2 separate regions of the Mus musculus genome follow, and region 2 is linked to region 1. A link is a loop called in an ENCODE intact Hi-C map of the cell type or tissue named here. Cell type or tissue: heart. All regions are shown on one strand. Region 1 holds the start of Epb41l5 (erythrocyte membrane protein band 4.1 like 5). Region 2 overlaps Epb41l5 (erythrocyte membrane protein band 4.1 like 5).

Region 1 (5,000 bases):
TCAGCTCAAATGTCTAATTCCAGAACTTTCTTATCAATGGTCGATCTTCCTAAGAAAATCTCTGTGCACTCCATCTCCCATTCTTTTTTCTAAGAGAGCGCTATATTTACACATGAAATTTTATTTCCTCAGAAAAGTACTCTCAGATTCTGTGGCCGGATTAGATGGCCCTGTTAGCAGGCAGACTTTTCTTTATAACATGAAAAGAAACTGTAATTAAATATTTAATTGACTTCTTTCTTCCTTTTTACTGACTATCATCCCTTCCACTCCCACAGACAGGAACCAAGTCTGACTTGTTTACTGACCAAACAGCTATCATGGCAAAGTTGCTATGATACATATTACATATTAGACGATCAATAAGAAAACTAATGTGATAGAGCAAAATGATACATTAGAAAATGGAATATATATAGAGATCGATATCTAGATATCTATATAGAGAGATCTAGGTATCTATATGTATATAGATATCTATGCACAAATTCTAAAAGACGATAATAAAAGAGACTCACAAAACAGCTCCAGCCCCTGGAAGGCAGAAGCAGAATTGGTTCCAAGCTAATCTAGGAGAGGGAGAGAGAGAGAGCGTGCTCTCTCTCTCTCATATTCTCTCTCTCTCTCCCTCTCTCTCTCCTCTCTCTCTCCCCCCCCTCTCTCTATATATATATATATGTATATATATTTATCTCAAGTTCCAAGCTAGCTTGGGCTGCATGGGGAGACAGGGTCTATCTATCTATCTATCTATCTCAAATTCCAAGCTAGCTTGGGCTGCATGGGGAGACAGGGTCTCTAAAAGCAACTGGAAATATGGGGTTTGGAGTTACAAGTCTTCTAATAACTTTAATTTCTGAGTTTTCAACGAGTAAGTTTTCTTTTCAATCACAGAAATGCAAACTGAAGTGATACATTTCCTATTTAGCCAAGAGCCACTTTTCCACCACTCCAAGTTCATACATACTGACTTGCCAATTGCAAGTGTCAACTGCGCCTCCCTTTTGGCTCTTCCTGTTGCAGTGCTGGGGATTGAACCCTGGGTATCCATGCTTTACACCATAGGGTATCTACAGCCAAGCTAGTGATTTTTTAAAAAAAAAAAAAAACAGTAATATTGAAAACTATAGAAAATGTCCTAAAGTTATCAGTATCTTTCATCCCAGTTACTCCCGCAAAAGAAACTGTAACTAAGAAACTAAACACAGGAACATTGCGCACATCGCTGCCCAAACAAGTTATCCTAACAAGAACAACAACAACAAGAAAAGAAAAAAACAGGTGTGAGCATTTAGATTTAGTTCAGCCTAGCGTTCCAGAACCCGGGTTTGGTTCCCAGTATCGAAAGAAAAGAAAAGAAAAGAAAAGAAGGAAAGGAAAGGAAGAAAGAGAGAAAAAGAATTAGAAGAAGAACGAAGTGGGGGTTGGGAAGAAAAAGAAAATAATGATCCCAAAGTGTTCATTTAGACACATACAAGTTACCCACTGCAGTTAGCAGTGCTCAGTGCCTCAGCTCAGTGCATCTGGGGTGAGCGGAGTTGTGAATTACATTCATAATTTCTTGGTGGGCTTATCTCCAATTCTTAAGGGAAAAAAAAAAAACCATTACTAGTAATTTTGAACTATTGCTAAACAACTTCGGAGCCTGGAGCCTTCTCGCTCTTAAAGCAGAACCCGGGAGACTACAGTAACCAGAGATGGACACAATTATCTTCTACCCACAGGAGAACCCATCATTACCGGACGCGCGCCACGCGTGGGGGCGGGGAGCGCCCTCGGCCTTGGCGGTTCCCGGGAACGCACCTGCCTCGTACGCTTCCCAAGTTTCACTCGACCGGGAGCTAGCTGGCACGTCCTGTCTCACCGATGTCTGCCCACAATCCCGGCGAAGTGACACTCGAGGCGACCTTCCCCTAATCCCACAGCTACGGGGAGGTCAGGGGTGACCAGAGTTTCCCCCCAACAACGCGCGAGACCCCGGCGACGCGCCCGGCCCTCAGCGGCCACCGCGCGGTATCGCCCGAAACTCAGCGCCCAGCCCCATTGGCCGTCGCCGCCACTCCCCTCCCAGCCCGCGGCGTCGCCCGGGGAGCCGGGCCGCCCACCCGGCACGGTCGAGAGCCTCGGCTCAGTGAGCAGGGCCAACTGGACACCCGAGGCCAAACTCTTACCTGTACTCGGGGGTGAACACCGTGAAGCGACGGAGACCACTGCGACTGGGACGCGCGACCCTCGGAGAGAGATGCCCAGCCGGCTAGAGGAGAGGACGGGTCTCCAGAGACACCGAGAAATGGCGGCGCAAGGCGCGAGCCCACCCTGCGCTAATCCCCGGAGGACCCCGGCCGCCCGAGGGCACGCCCCTTAAAGCCCCATCCAAGGTCCGCCCCCCGAAGGGCGGGACGCTCCGCTCTTAAAGGGGCAATGGCACCGCCCCGGAAATCGGCCTCCTGAGACCTGAATTTAAGCTGGCAACACCAGATGGGACTATAGAAATACAGAAAGGCAGTTCACCTTTAATCCCAATACTCCAGAGGCAGAGGCAGAGGCAGAGGCAGAGGCAGAGGCAGAGGCAGAGGCAGGTGGATTTCTGTGAGTTCGAGTCCAGCCACAGCTACTTAGTTACAGGTCAGCCAGGACTACCTAGTGAAATCCTGTCTTTTAAAAAAGATTATTTTTTTCTGTGCGTATATGTATGGGTCAGGGAAAGATATGCCACAGTCCCTGTCTGAGAACAACTTGCAGGAGTATCATGTGGGCACAGGGGACCAGACTCTGGCCTTCACATTTGGAATGAAGCACTTTTACCCACACTGAGCATCTCCATGGCGCTTGGTTTATGTTTTGAATTTTTCACCTTCCTGGTAATATGATTTGAAAATGAAACGTTGGGTTTAAGATACAGTTCAGTGGTAGGGTGTTAGACTAGCACATACCAGGCCCAGGATCCAATCCCTGGCACAGCAAAAATGAGTATTTTCCTATTTTTAATGTAGTCTAGTATGTTTTCTCTTACACAGTTGTTTATTAATTGATCCAGCATTTATTTAAATGTTTCCTTGCTCCCTCCCCCCAAATCCTAGAGATTAAAGCAACCTTTAGTCTGTAATGGAGAAAGAGAACAACTATGTGTCAAGTGGTGATGAGAGCCCTGGAGAGAACGCTGCTGGGAAAGGGAAATAACAGACTGATGCTCCAGGCACTGTGGTCACAGAATGGAGGCCCTAAGTGGCAGGGCGACATTCCATTCATTCATTCTTCAGATAGTTTATCAAAATGCCTACAGCTCTGTAGACCCTGGAGATAAGGCAGATAAAGAAGAAAGACAGGAGTCCCTCAAGGCAATCCCAGCAGTAAAAGCCCCTTGGGGGCTGAGTAGTGAGTTCAGGGCCAGCACTGGCCACATTGAGAGGTTCTGTCATAATTAAACAAGTTATTTCATGGTTTAGCCTGTATGGGAGAGTGTACCTGTCCTCCTTGTGCCTATAGCCTTTGAGGCAGAAAGATCACTTAAGCCCAGGAATTGGAGGCCAGTCTACCTAACACCATCTCAGAAGGAAAAAGAAAATGCTGTAGGGTATAGCTCAGTTGGTAGAGTGCATAAAGTCCTTGGTTCAAAACATGTCTGACTGGCGGTTAGTAAACACCTAGAAAATAGCAGTGGGTGTGGGGTCTGGGAATGAAGGGTTGCAATATAAGCAGGGAGGAAGGCTCTTAGGGCAGTGACAATGACTTCAGACTTAAAGTAGGTGAGGAAAGAGCCCAGTAGACATCCGGGAAGGACATAAAGAGCAAGGGCAAAGGACTGTGTGGAGCTACGCAAGGGCCCTAGTGACACTAAGAGCAAGAAGAGCAGAAGGTCTGGAACAAGGGTTTTATGGGATCTTGCCTGAAAATTAGCGTGTATAAAGGGAGGCTGCAGCTCACTGAAACCAGAATACAGTTTCCGGGGATTTGGCACTGTCCGTGCCTGTACCAACTGCTCCTTCTGTCCCCATGGCGTTGCTAGATTATTGTCAGTTACCAGTGTGGCACCTCAGCTGGGGCCAAAGGAGCAACAGCTGAGTACTACACACAGCTCTATCCATACAGCCTTGTGGTGGAGAGATTAAAAACTCAAATCACCATACCAGGAAACCAGCATCATTTCTGCTGCCTGGTACAGATTTTTAAAGCAAGAGTAGTTTCAAAAAGGCAGGGTAGGCGAGGGGATCTAGCTCACCTAGTAGATGCACACACATACAATATAGTAATTGTTATAAAATGAAATTATGCAACATCCACGTGATGGCATAATTAAGAATGAGTTGGGCTGGTGAGATGGCTCTAGAGGTAAAGACACTTAGAAGCAAGCATGATAACCCCAGCTTCATCCCCAGGACTCACAAGGTGGAGAGAACTGATCTCTACATGAGTGCTGTGTATATATATACATGGTCATTCATGCACCTCAACACCCAAAGAACTTTTTAAACAATACGATAGATGTGAATATGCTACTATGGAACTATCTTACAATGAAACATCAAGTTACAGGCTGCATCATACAATCCCACAAGCATGTTTATGTATACACAAATATACATTTTCCTAGGAAGAAAATATAAGAACTTGAACAGAGGTCATCATTGGTGTGATAGGGCTTCCTATAAAAGATTTATGCAGTTTAAATATGAGTGCTGTCTTCAGACACACCAGAGGAGGGCATCAGAACCTATTACAGATGGCTGTGAATCACCATGTGTGTGCTGTGAATTGAACTCAGGACTGGTGGAAGAGCAGCCAGTGCTCTTTACTGCATAGACATCTCTCTAGCCCCTCTCTTCTTACTTTTGACACAGGATATCTCTGTGTTGCTTAGCCTGGCCCTGAACTCCTGGCCAAAAATGATTCTCCTACTGAAATTTTAAAGTAGCTGGGACCACATGCACAGGTCATTATGTCATTGTACCTCCCTTTGCTATAATGGATCCATTATCATGTATGCACCTAAAACAGTTATT
Region 2 (5,000 bases), 51 kb before region 1:
GTAACCATTCACGTTAACTCTAAGTTAACCACCCAAAGAAACCTTTCAGACATATCTCTCTACATGAACCATGCTGTTATTGCATTTTCTACAGCTGTGGTAATAAAATGTTTGTTAAGAAAAAAATATTATAATAATTTTTATTAAACCGCAGGCTCTTAGCTGAAATGAAGGCATGGGCCACTTTAGAGAGTAGCATATGAGAAGAGTATTACTATAGCACCACAAAAGGCTGAGGCACCATGACTGAATATGGTTCCTTTTGGGTGTACATTTTATGTCTTAACCTTTAAAACTCAGTCTTACTTAGATGGCATGTGGATGACAACTGACAGTTTGTCATAAACATGAATCCCCTGAGAGATGTTTTGAGTGATGTGTTAAATGCTAACATTGAAAACCCTTCCCGAGGACACAGTGCTATGCACACCCTTTCAACACAGCAACATCTGCCATGTGAGTGACAGCTCACGGCTTCTTCAGATCCTCTTCCCTTCCACAGCAGACAGAAGTCAATCATAGCATTGTGTAACTAGTGACTCAGTAGGAAACAAATTCTTTCCAATACACCTAATGAAATCAGTCCTCTATATAAATGCCACAAAATACATTATTGACCTAGATGACAAGAGTTCCACGGCCTAAAAGGTGTAACAACTCATATCTCGGTCATGGCTGCACGGCCAGATAACTGAGCGTCATGATGGGCTCCTGCATTCTTCACATTATGCTCATGTACAAAGTCAGTGTAGTTTCTATATGCAGTCTGGGGTGGGGGCAAGGCCCTTGGGTTCCACTGGTTTCCACCACGTTGGCAGCGGTCACTGGTAGCAGAGAGCCTAGATGGTTGAGGAGTGGGGAGTACAGTTAGTCAATAGGAATAAAGAACACGATGTGTAAAGGAGAGAGGCGATGTGATCAGCATGCACCACTGAGATGATAACATTCAAGAACAGCAGAGGAGGAAATCCATAGTCACATGAAGTACATGGAATGGGAACACATGAAAGCAGTATGAATTAAGTGAATTAATGAAATAAAGTCACAGAAGGCAAAACACTGATACCTACTCATGATGTTTCTGGGGAACTCCAAGGTACAAATGTTGGTTGATTTAGTGTGTGTGTGTGTGTGTGGGGGGGGGGGGGTCTAAGTAGAGCTTTATTCAAATATTTGAAAATATTCTACTGAAGAACAAAAACTTATGGAAAAAGAAGAATTTAAAAATGATCTCTAAAATTACACAATTGTAAAAAGTTATAATCCAGGAAACAGAATCCAGGAGCATTAAAAAAACTGCCCTCAGACATCAAACAAGTTTCTATCAGTGCTCCAAATCAAACAACAATCACAGGAGACTGGGCTTGTTCAGGGTGGCTTAGACTAAATTAACAAAAATCACTGTACTTTCTGCAATCAAAACTCATAGGAGCACAAACTGAAGTGCAACAGGCACACATACAAACAAAAGAATCACAAGCACAGGAGAAGTAGACAGCAGACATGCATCCACATGCAACATGCAGGTTTGAACAGAGTGACAAGAGTCCTCCAGTAGAAAGAAAACACCTGCCCTAGCTCAAAAGCCAAACTTATAAAGTAACACAAGGGCAGCACATGTTACATAATCACAAAGGGAAAACCATCATTCCAAATACAAGCCAAATTCATAACCCTTGATTTAGAGTCTCTAACAATTTAGAAATTAAATTAGGCATATGATCTGGTTTACAGATACAAGATTTTCTCAGTTCTATTTCTTTTTGTCTTTTGATAGGGTTGGGCCTGGAATCACAATCCACCCAAGTGCATGATTCTTCCCACGCCCTGGGATTACAGGCTTTATTTTGTTTGGAGATTAGGTTGCTCAGGCTGGACTCAAGTTCCAGGCCTCAGCCTCTCAAGCACACACCACTGTCTGCTGGCTTCTTGTTGTAAATAAACACTGTGGATTCCAAGTGATGTGAAGTATAGATTCTAAGTTACTAACACATCACATCATTCACCTAGTGAGCAGTTTCATTTAGGATGCCAGGAAAAAAAAGCTGAAGACTGTAACAGGAAATGAGGCTCAATTAAATTGGCTCCAAATTATCTGCCAGAGAGATGTTCCGTACTCTGTGCTTCTCAATGCAGTAATCAGTTTCCAAATTTTATTCCCACTTTCTACAGGAGGACTGTTTTATATTCTTTGAAATCTAAGCATGCAGAAACAAAGAAAGAGGTAGAATGCACGCTACATTAAGGGTAAGAATCAGTAGCTCTAAGACATGTCAGCTGTGGTTCAGTTCCATGCTCTGCTAACGTACTCTGAGGCTCATCAGTTTTTAGGGCCATCTCTACTCCATTTCAGCAAAGGAGGTCTCAGTAGAACCATTATAAAAGGAGAGGACACACAGCTCCAAGATATTTCATTTTTCTTGAATCTCAAATTCAATATTCTCTTTAAAGTCTACATCAAAGAAATTGGTAGTGCCTAGCAAATCAAATTAAACAGATTTAAATATGTACTCATTAAAATGGAATTAAATAAAGACAGCATAACACAGGATGTTAACTAATCAGATTCTCACTTGCAATTAAGATATGCATACATTAAGACAGTTCTTTTACAGTTGAAGACTCATCAGTATTTTTGTGTGATAATGGGCTTCAGTGGCACATTATGGAACATAACTGCTTGCCAGGGCTGTTATCTTCAGCATGAAATTGAAACTTATTTTTTTTTTTAGTTTTTCGAGGCAGGGTTTCTCTGTGTAGCCCTGGCTGTCCTGGAACTCACTCTGTAGACCACGCTGGCCTTGAACTCAGAAATCCGCTTGTCTCTGCCTCCCAAGTCCTGGGATTAAAGGCGTGCACCACCACTGCCCGGCAAAATTGAAACTTTTAAAAAGTCTTAAATAAATACTATAACTTGACATTTGTAGACCTCACCTTTGGTATGTGTATGTGAATACACCTAAAGTACCCTGTATCAGACAGATTCCCACAAGGACAAAAAGGAAAGGAAAGTTTAAAAAGGATCAAACAAGGAGAGAAATCCTCTTTGATTGTAACTGCAAAATTACCTGGAACTGAAATAAAATATACCCAACGATCGCAAGCAGAGTATCCTATAGTTAGTTAAGCCAATCCCAGTGAAAGAGTACATAGGACAGACTGGAAACAATCACCAACCACTGCTGACCCACCACCATGCAGGAAGAACTGGCTGCACAAAAAGCCGACCCAACCCTTGAGATGGCCACCGAATCTCATTAGATTTCAGATATTAACAAGCTAAGAGCAAGAGAAAAAGAGAAGACTCTCATGGATCATCCAAGTGCACTGAGTAACAGACGATACCCAACACGACCACGCAGCCCAAGTCATTTCTAAAGTACCCCTCACCAAGCCACACTGCTCTCTAGGAAAGCATGAACCCAACTGATTATAGCAAATAAGCCACAAAATATCCATATTTGTGTGTTCACCATTTATATAAATACCTTTACTTTCACTGGATTATTTCTCCAGCTCCCCAAACTGGAATTTTTATAAGAAAAATTAGTCACTCCCAGACTTTACTAAAGCCAGCTGGGTTATGTTTGCCTGTAGACAACGGTCCTCCCTCGTCCCTGCAGAATCTTAGGCTCACCACCCCTCCGACTACTCAGTAGGCTCCTTTTCAGCTCACAAATATGAATACTTTGTTTTCAATCATACTTAAAGTACTTTAAGATTACAGCTTAAGTTTTAGAATACAATTACGCAAGCAATATTTTGGTTTAGGAAGTTAACAAACCATTTCCTGTCGTGCTGCTCTGTCGCAGAGGTCTGTGGGAGATTCTCTATCTCCACCTGCACAGCGCCACAGGATGAGGAAGAAGTGACAGGCACAGGAGACATCACACCCCAAGCCTTTGGACAGAAGAATAAGGAAAGTCAAATACTAACAAATAGACACTAACATCAAGAAACAGGATATTAAAATGGAGTGCCATCTATATAGTAAATAAATGCGGTCAAATGTGGGAAAACTCTGCTAATTAAGATCAAAGTCTACCATGACTGGACAGTCTCTGAGCTCAGCACAAAATGGGAGACTCCCTTGTCAGCAGGTTTTCTCCTTCTCTGACTTTGTCTGGAGGGATTCTAAGCTTTCACCCTCACCTCTCCCAGCATAAAACTTGGAGTTCTCCATGCTAATAATAGGTCCCCAAGTGTTCAGCCAAGGAACTTCCTCTTCCTAGGCATTTATTCCCCTAAAAGGTATTTAATCCCTGGGTCACCCTGAATAAGGTGTATGCATTCACATTCGCCAACAAATGAAGCAGTTTCAACAAGCAAGGACCCTCTCTCCTCAGGACGCCCAAGGAGGGAAGGCCTTCCTCATAAAGAGCAGCTAAATCTCCTGGAGGAGGCCTCTCTTCCAGTCCCTCCATACTCTCAGCACTCACTCTTACTCCCTCTCTGGGCTGTGCCTTCCCCTTCCGCCTGCTGTGTGGACACCCCAAAGGGCAGCTCTGACTGGGAAGCCCTTTTCCAACTCCCAGCACTAAGCCAGTGGCATCTAGGTATGCAGGAAAATGGGAACCACAGCAATCATCCCAGACCCTGATGTTTCCACCCAGGAAAACAGGGACTGAGAAACCTCATTACAGACTGTGTTTTGCCTACCAGCACTCCGGGTACCCCAGGCACGGAGGCAGATACTCAGCCTGGCAGTCAAATGTTTGAATTTAAATTTTACACACTAATTTTAGATAATAAATGAACATTCACACTTACTGATGTGCCAGATTTATAGGAATAGAAAATGTTTTATGAATCATCTGTTCTACTTGCATTGTCTTAGTAAAATAGGAGATGTGATAGGGGTAAGAAAATGTACAAAACTTGTAAAAGATCACACATTACAAAAATCCAACTAATACCATGTCAGTCACTGTAATTATCTATGTGCTCTAGGACTTTAGAAACTTACTGCTATCTTACCTGTTGGGAGTCACTTTTCTGAG

What was found. Peaks named below come from ENCODE experiments on the same cell type or tissue, not always from the same donor. Only the 100,000 strongest peaks of a DNase experiment are listed, where the experiment ranks them.
Region 2: it touches region 1 in a loop (1.8-fold over the local background); 2 of 42 quality-filtered maps call a loop at or near these places.

The regions. Positions count from the first base shown.
Region 1 is chr1:119,646,614-119,651,613 of GRCm38, forward strand. Epb41l5 (erythrocyte membrane protein band 4.1 like 5) reads right to left here and starts at 2,387. Exons shown (of 25, transcript NM_145506.4): 1 at 2,172-2,387. In heart, no CTCF peak of the experiment used is centred here; DNase peaks (open chromatin) are centred at 1,818 and 2,388; H3K4me3 peaks cover 1,878 bases; H3K27ac peaks cover 1,962 bases.
Region 2 is chr1:119,595,221-119,600,220 of GRCm38, forward strand. Epb41l5 (erythrocyte membrane protein band 4.1 like 5) reads right to left here. Exons shown (of 25, transcript NM_145506.4): 15 at 4,978-5,000; 16 at 3,785-3,900. Among named protein-coding and RNA genes, the nearest start is that of Epb41l5, 51 kb to the right of the region's middle. In heart, no CTCF peak of the experiment used is centred here; no DNase peak of the experiment used is centred here.